Linked DNA regions of Homo sapiens: region 2 is linked to region 1. A link is an interaction called in ENCODE POLR2A ChIA-PET data of the cell type or tissue named here. Cell type or tissue: Panc1. All regions are shown on one strand.

Region 1 (4,000 bases):
CTAAGCAATTAAGAGTTTTGAAACACTTGGCTGTCTGGCCCTGGTTTATTCAATTGTCTTATCCCCAAGAAAGGATGATAAGCCATTATGGACCATAAATGTGACAGAGATTAGATTAAAAGTCCCAGGAGATGTGGAAGAAACAGAGCGTAGATAAGGCTTTAGGATGGGTACACGGCCAGAGCAGCGTGACAGGAAAAAGCATGGGTGCTGGAGTCACACAGGCCCTTGGTTTGAATCCTAGCCCTTACACTTTACAGCTGTGTGGTCCCACTTTCTGGAGCCTCAGTTTCCTCCTCTGTGTGGGAATAATAGTAATACTTTATGGGTATTGTGTGAGGATTAATGATAATATGTTATAATATGCCTGGCATCTATTGGGTACTCTGAGGATGGCAGCTTAAGAAAAAGCCCAGAGAGGCAGGAAACACCTGCTTCTCCAGAGGTAGTAAGATTTATTGGTAGGAAATTTTAATTATTCACCCACTGATTCCCGAATTGATTCATTCTGACATCATATAGGTGTCTGTCACTTTGTTGTTTTGTTTCCTGGGTGTTTTATGGAAAAAAGATGTTAGACTTTGTGACCTGAGCTTCTTTTCACTTCATTTCTGTCTGAAACCTTAGGTTGGTGTTTTCCAAGTGAAAGGCATCCGTTGAGGGACTGTTGCTGTTAGCAATTGCATTGTTTTCTTTTAAAACGTTTAGAACTTCAGATTTTACAACTAGATTTGTGACTAGGGAGGGGGAAGGGATAACACGGGTGGGTGGGAAAGGAAGTTTCTTTGCAGCTGCTCTTTGAAATGCATTTCTAAAATAATAAAAGTTTCTGTAATTGTATGATCTAAGCAGCTGTGTTAAAACTGGTTGTAGTCAAGGGCATTTAATTGACATTTGAGTTTTGATACAGTGTTATTTACATATTGAGCTTTGAAATTTGTGCCTTTTAATTGTTTTAATTTATTATTGAAGTTTTTCCAGACTTTCATCTGGTTCCTGTAATTAACAACAGCAGCATGTCTTCAGCACTGTGTGCGAAGTATTATGGCCTCAATTTTCTGAGGCTGTAATGTGTCCTCTTGTTGCCTTAGGAAGAGGGGGTGGTGGTGAGAGATGGGGGAGTCTCAGCATGATAGAGTAATGAGAGCCAGACATAGGTACTTCAGAAAATGCTTAGTTTTAACACCTCAAAGCACTTTTTAGCCCAGGCAAATGGACCACCTTATTCAGTAACCTCTTTGTCCTGAATAGGCTTGAAACCAGAAAGTTACATGCTCTGCATGGCTCCTGAGGGTGGCCACTCTAAGGTACCTGAATAGAGATTGTGTGATTCCTGTTCTTCTCAAAACATTTAAGGGGCCATGAGACTTATACCAAGAAAATAAAGGGGGGGGGGTTAGCTTTTTGCTGGAGGAGATGCGTAGTATTTTTTCTGCAGAAGGTAACAAGAAGAATATTGTGTATCGGCCTTGTCCATTGATATCTGCTGAGAGGATTTGGGGGAGAGTAGAACAAAGACTGATATTTCTTGAGTGAACTTCTTATTTACCTAGCTCTTTACGTATGCTGTTTTTTAAACTTTCGCAGCAAGACTGGGAGGTTCCCTCTATGTAAAATGAGGGTATGTAGAGTACCTATCTCAGAAGGTTATTGTGAAGATTATATGATGTAATTTATTTCAGACATTTAATATCATTCTGATATTATGGAAGACTGAGATCCTAAAAGGAAAACTGATCTGCTTAAGGTCACACAACTAGCAGTTGACAGAACTGAGATGCAACCTAGTTTTTCTGACTTTCAGGCAGTGTGTTTTTCACAAGACTAAAACATGCTGCCTCATAGAAGGAGGAAATGCATTTAAAGTATCAGACAAAGGAAATAGGTCAAATCTCATAGATATCACTGAGATGTTGCTTAATTGGACTGATGGCATTTGAAAGAGGAAGAAATAAGTATTAGTAAGGGATTTATTTCTGTAAAAACTCATGATAGCCTAGTTGTGAGCAATTGATGGGGGAATCAAAGAGGACTAAAAGGGATATCATTGCTATAAACCAATAGTTCCTAATACTTCAGCATTATCTAGTGGCACTTCTTAAAAATACAGATTCCTGGCTGGGCACGGTGGCTCACACCTGTAATCCCAGCACTTTGGGAGGCCGAGTTGGGTGGATCATGAGGTCAAGAGATCAAGACCATCCTGGCCAACATGGTGAAACCCCATCTGTACTAAAAATACAAAAATTACCTGGGCATGGTGGTGTGCGCCTGTAGTCCCAGCTACTCGGGAGGCTGAGGCAGGAGAATCGCTTGAACCCAGGAGGTGGAGGTTGCAGTGAGCTGAGATCCCACCACTGCACTCCATACTGGCGACAGAGTGAGAATCTGTTTCCAAAAACAACAACAACAACAAAAAAACCACACCCAGATTCCTGGGCCTTACCGTCTAGAGATTCTGATTTTGTAGGTCAGGAGAAGATTGGGGGGATCTTTTCTTTTTGCTGTTGTTTTGAAAATCAGTAACCCTGAGTTGAGTCAGATACAACCACACAGGCTTATAGACCACCCAGATAGGTTGAAGGTTTGGGTGCTGCTTTCCCGTCACAGATGATGGGGATGTTGCAGCCTTTGAGGTTTGAAAAGGCGAGTATCTAATGCATTCTTTTTATTTTTTATTTTTTTTAAAAAAAGACAGAGTCTTGCACTGTAACCCAGGCTAGAGTGCAGTGGCATGATCTCCACTTACTGCAACCGCCACCTCCTAGGTTCAAGTGGTTCTCGCGCGCCTCATCCTGCCAAGTAGCTGGGATTACAGGCGTGTGCCACCATGGCTAATTTTTGTATATTTAGTAGAGATGGAGTTTTGCCATGCTGTCCAGGCTGGTCTCAAACTCCTGGACTCAAGCGATCTGCCCATCTTGGCCTCCCAAAGTTCTAGGATTACAGGTGTGAGCCACCATGCAGCCCCTAATGCATCCTTGTCTTGCCATTTGTTTCACCTTTCAGAGAGCAGAGGGTTCTAGAGAGGAATTAGTTTGAGATGTGTTTATAACCAGTTAGGAGGATTTGGGTTAATGATGTGAAGTTTACATTACTTTAAAAGTGGCTATGTTCTCAGCCTGGGCAACATAGTGAGATCCTGTCTCTACTAAAATTTTTTTTAAAAAAAATTAGCCTGGCATGGTAGTGCATACTTGTAGTCTCAGCTACTAGGGAGGCTGAGGCAGGAGGATCACTTGATTCTGGAAGGTCAAGGCTGTAGTGAGCCATGATCATGTCACTGTACTCCAGCCTGGGCAACAGAGTGAGATGCTGTAATTAGCTATGTTCTAATATTAAGTGTAGAAATCAGAAAAGGAAGATAGATAAGTACCCCAGCGTTAGAAAGATTGAAAGAGCTAAGTCTGTTAGTCCACGGCTAGAGACTGAACAAAAATGTGATAAAAGAAGGCTGACGGATTCTGCAGTTTGAAATTCTGATGAATAATTTGTCAATCCTAGTGATGGAGAGGCACAAGCAGAACCCCACGTGATTATCCTTGGATTTCCCTGATTTTAAGTAAACATAGAAGATGGAAGAAAGGCAGCCAGGCGCAGTGGCTCACGCCTGTAATCCCAGCACTTTCAAGACCAAGGCAGGAGGATTGCTTGAGCCCAGGAGTTGGAGACCACCCCGGGCAATATAGTGAGACCTCATCTCTACAAATGATAAAAAAAAATTAGCTGGGTGTGGAGGCATGTGCCTGTAGTCCTAGTTACTTGGGAGGTTGAGGTGGGAGGATTGCTTGAACCCAGGAGTTTGAGGTGGCAGTGAGCCATGATTGTGCCACTGTACTCCAACTTGGGTGATAGAGTGAGTCCCTGTGAAACCTTTGAGAATGGTACCAAGAAGACCAAACTCCAAATAATGTTAAATTGTCCAAAATGTTGAAGTAAATTGAAAGAGTTGAAAACAAAATAATTAACTATTTGGAGCCAGATTATAAAGGATGAAGGG
Region 2 (4,000 bases), 80 kb before region 1:
CCAGTTCTTAATAGGTCACAGACTGATACCAGTCCACAGCCTGGGGTTGGGGATCCCTGCTTTATGTCATAAGATGCAAGCTAATAACCTGTGGATAGGTAGAGCTTCACAAACATATTTTATGTGGTCCACACGGATTTTTTTTTTCTTTTTTTTTTGAGACGGAGTCTCACTCTGTTGCCCAGGCTGGAGTGCGGTGGCGCCATCTCGGCTCACTGCAACCCTTACTTCCTAGGTTCAAGCGATTCTCCTATCTCAGCCTCCTAAGTAGCTGGGACTACAGGCGCACACCACCATGCCTGGCTAATTTTTGTATTTTTAGCAGAGATGGGGCTTTGCCATGTTGGCCAGGCTGGTCTTGAACTCCTGACCTCAGATGATCCATCCTCCTTGGCCTCCCAAAGTGTTGGGATTACAGGGGTGAGCCACCACACCTGGCCTGGTCCACACGGATTTTATTTATTTATTTATTATTTGTTTTTGAGACAGAGTCTCACTCTGTCACCCAGGCTGGAGTACAATGGTGTGATCTCACTGCAACCTCCACCTCCCAGGTTCAAGTGATTCTTAGGCCTCAGCCTTCTGAGTAGCTGCAACTACAGGTGCATACCACCATGCCCGGCTAATTTTTGTATTTTTAGTAGAGATGGGGTTTCACCATGTTGGCCAGGCTGGTCTCAAACTCCTGGCCTCAAGTGATCCACCTGCCTTGGCCTCCCAAAGTGCTGGTATTATAGATGTGAGCCACCGCTCCTGGCCAGATTTTAAAAATTGGGACATTTCATATGAAAACACTAATTTGTGGTTTTGTTTGAAAATTGGAGCTCAGTAGTAGCTGTCCTTTTGAGTCAGAGCTTGTACTTTCCTGTACGTAACTCCTATGAGACCAATTTCACTTTATCTAATTGGTCATATACATTTTTAATTTTTATTTTTTTGGGTCAGAATCTTGTTCTGCCACCCAGGCTGGAGTACAGTGGTGTGATCATGGCTCATTGCAGCCTTGACCTCCTGGACGTAAGCTATTTTCCTGCCTTAGCCTCCCAAGTAGTTGGGACTGCTGGTGCATGCCACCATGTCTGGCTAAGTTTTAAAATCATATTTTATTTTTCGGTACAGGGTCTTCTTGCTCTGTTCCCCAGACTGAAGTGGTGCAGAGGTGCAGTCATAGCTTACTGCAGCCTCTAATTCCTGGGCTCAAGCCATCCTCCCACCTCAGCCTCCAAGTAGCTGGGACTACAGCAGCATGCCACCATGCCCAGCTAATTTTTTAATTTTTTAATTTTTTTTTTGTAGAGACGAAGTCTTGCTGTGTTGCACAGGCTGGTCTTGAACTGGCTTCAAATGATCCTTATCTCTCAACCTCCTGAAGTGTTAGGATTATAGGTGTGAGCCACTGCATCTGGTCTATTTTTATAATTTTTTTTAGATACTGGGTCTCACTGTTGCCCAGGCTGGTCTCAAACTCCTGGCCTCAAGCAATCTTCCTGCCCAGGCCTCCTGAGCTGTTGGGGTTACAGGTGTGAGCCACATGTAAGTTTTTGAGCGTGTGATCCCTGCCTAGATTGGAGGAGGTATGAGGGTGGTGGATGTGGTTGAGAAGGGAGGTGACTGTGAACATTAGAGCAAGATCTGTGGTTTACAAAGATCACTCCAGTTGTCAGATTAGAGGATGCTTTAGAGCAGGGCAAATTGGAGCAGGGGGACTGATTCATTTACTGTTGGAATGTCCCAGGGAAGGAAAGATGAGATAGTAACAGATGGTATGAAGAGGAGGAAATGAGACATTTTAGATGTAGAGTGGATGACTGTGTTGATAGCTGTGCGTATATGTGTGTTTGTATTGATATGAATGTAAATCAGACTATTAAGAGAGTCCTGTTTCTGAAAAGCTTTGCCTTCATAAATCAGTGTCTGAAAGTTAACTGCTTGTTTTTATAACCTGTTGGTTAATTTTGGAAGGCAGTAGTAATAGTTTTAGGCATGTCGTCACCGTAAAGCTTAGTTTTATAATATGCAAATAACATGCTTCTGCAAAAAATGTAACTTCGACCTGCCTTTATTTTTGAAAATTGTGCATAAAGTAAATATTTATAGTGCGATTCTTTTTTTCTATAATTTTCCTTATAATTATGGAGCTAAATTTTTAAACAAGATTGGAAAGCTATATACTTATTTTTAAGGAGCTTGCTGCATGTATTTAATTTTCCTACAATCGCTACTAGAAGTTAAAAGGATAGTGAATTCATAAGGTCCTTTCCCCCACACTTAAAATTATACCATATTATGATCATCTAGACTGTTTATAACTATTTTGTCAGAAATTCTCCCTGATTGGAGCATGACTTTATCTAGTTCCATTACCGGTGCCATTATTCTGGATATTTAGTATTACCTCCAGCCCACACATGCTGAGGGAGATAGACATGAAGTACATGTAAATGGGTAGACTAGAAGTGAGATTGACTGACAAGCCATGCCTGGCTACTGTGTAATAAGCTTCCGGCTTTGGAGGATAAACAGAGATTGGTTAAAAGAGCATTTGTATAGGTATGTTTTATTGTGTATAACTTACATTAAAGAATACATGTTTTAAGTGTACAGCTCAATGAATTTTTACATGTGTGCACAGCACATCGTGTAACCACTACCTAGATCAAATTATAGACCTTTTCCAGAGCATTTCAAGGCTTCCTCTTGCCTGTAGCTCATCCAGTCAATGAACTCTCTTCTTAAAGGCCTTTTCTGACCTCTTTCACTGTAGGCTAGTTATGTCTGTTTTTGAAATTTATGTAAATAGGATTATAGAGTATATACTCTTGTGGTTTTGTTCCCCCACTCATTATTATTATGTCTGTAAAATTCATCCGTTTTATTATGTGTGGCTGTAGTTTTTTTTTTTCTATGCATTATTCCATTGTAAATATTCAGTTTGTTTGTTTTACTTGGTTGATGAAATGCTTGGGTTGCTGAGTACTTGGCTGTTATTGATGAATACGTGAGTTGCTTCTAATTTTTGTCTGCTACTGTGGACAGCAATTCTAAGGTAGACATGAGCACTTGTTTCTCTTGGGTATGAGAACCCAACAGAATTACTGGGTAATGGGGGTAGGCATATATTTAGCTTTAATAGATACTGCTTGTTTTGGGAAAAACTCTCAAACCATGTTTTTCCTCTGCTCTCAAACCAGTACAACAGCAGTCATGAACACAGAAGAAGGCTTCTGTGACCAAATGTGTGGGAGTGGGTTTCTCTCCACCACTAGTGAGCAATCAGTTCTGCAGCGGGCACCAGCTGTGTGTTCCCCAATTCAATTCCGACACAATCTACCTAGAGATAGTGTCCGATCCCACAGATTGAGGGCTTGGTCCCCGAGATTGCCCCCCTACCCCACATACCAGTGGCAAGCCTGGGCTTTTGTCCTTCTGACCAACTTGCTTCAAGTTGGGGTTCCCGCTACCCATACTGTGGGTTCAATTAATTTGCTGGAAAGGCTCACAGAATTCAGGGAAACAGGTAACATTTACCAGTTTATCATAAAGGATATTATTACAAAGGATATAGATGAAGAGATGTGTAGGGTGAGGTATGGGGCAGAGCTTCCATGCCCTCTGTGAGTGTGCCACCCTCCAGGAACCTCCACCTGTTCATCTGTCTAGAACCCTGTCCTCTTGGTTTTTTTGTTTTGTTTTGTTTTTGAGACGGTCTTGCTCTGTTGCCTAGGCTGGAGTGTAGCGGCACAAACAGCTCACCACAGCCTTGACCTTTCGGGCTTAAGCAATCCTGCCTCAGTCTCCTGAGTAGCTTGGATCACAGGTGTGCACTCGGTTAATTTTTCATTTTTTTGTATAGACCAGGTGTTCCATGTTTCCCAGGCTGGTCTCAAACTCCTGGGCTCAACTGATCCACCTGCCTTGGCCTCCCAAAGTGGTGGGATTACAGGAATGAGCCACTGCTCACATCTTAGGTTTTTATGGAAGCTTCATGACATCGGCATGC

The links. ChIA-PET counts read pairs that join two places held together with the same protein. Peaks named below come from ENCODE experiments on the same cell type or tissue, not always from the same donor. Only the 100,000 strongest peaks of a DNase experiment are listed, where the experiment ranks them.
Region 2: POLR2A ChIA-PET joins it to region 1 with 6 read pairs; 5 of 35 experiments call an interaction of 5 or more read pairs at or near these places.

What each region holds. Positions count from the first base shown.
Region 1 is chr5:171,902,986-171,906,985 of GRCh38, reverse strand. All of the region lies in intron 4 of FBXW11 (F-box and WD repeat domain containing 11), which reads left to right. Among named protein-coding and RNA genes, the nearest start is that of FBXW11, 100 kb to the left of the region's middle. In Panc1, no CTCF peak of the experiment used is centred here; no DNase peak of the experiment used is centred here.
Region 2 is chr5:171,982,885-171,986,884 of GRCh38, reverse strand. All of the region lies in intron 1 of FBXW11 (F-box and WD repeat domain containing 11), which reads left to right. Among named protein-coding and RNA genes, the nearest start is that of FBXW11, 22 kb to the left of the region's middle. RefSeq lists an enhancer at 2,930-3,702. In Panc1, no CTCF peak of the experiment used is centred here; a DNase peak (open chromatin) is centred at 1,724; H3K27ac peaks cover 1,149 bases.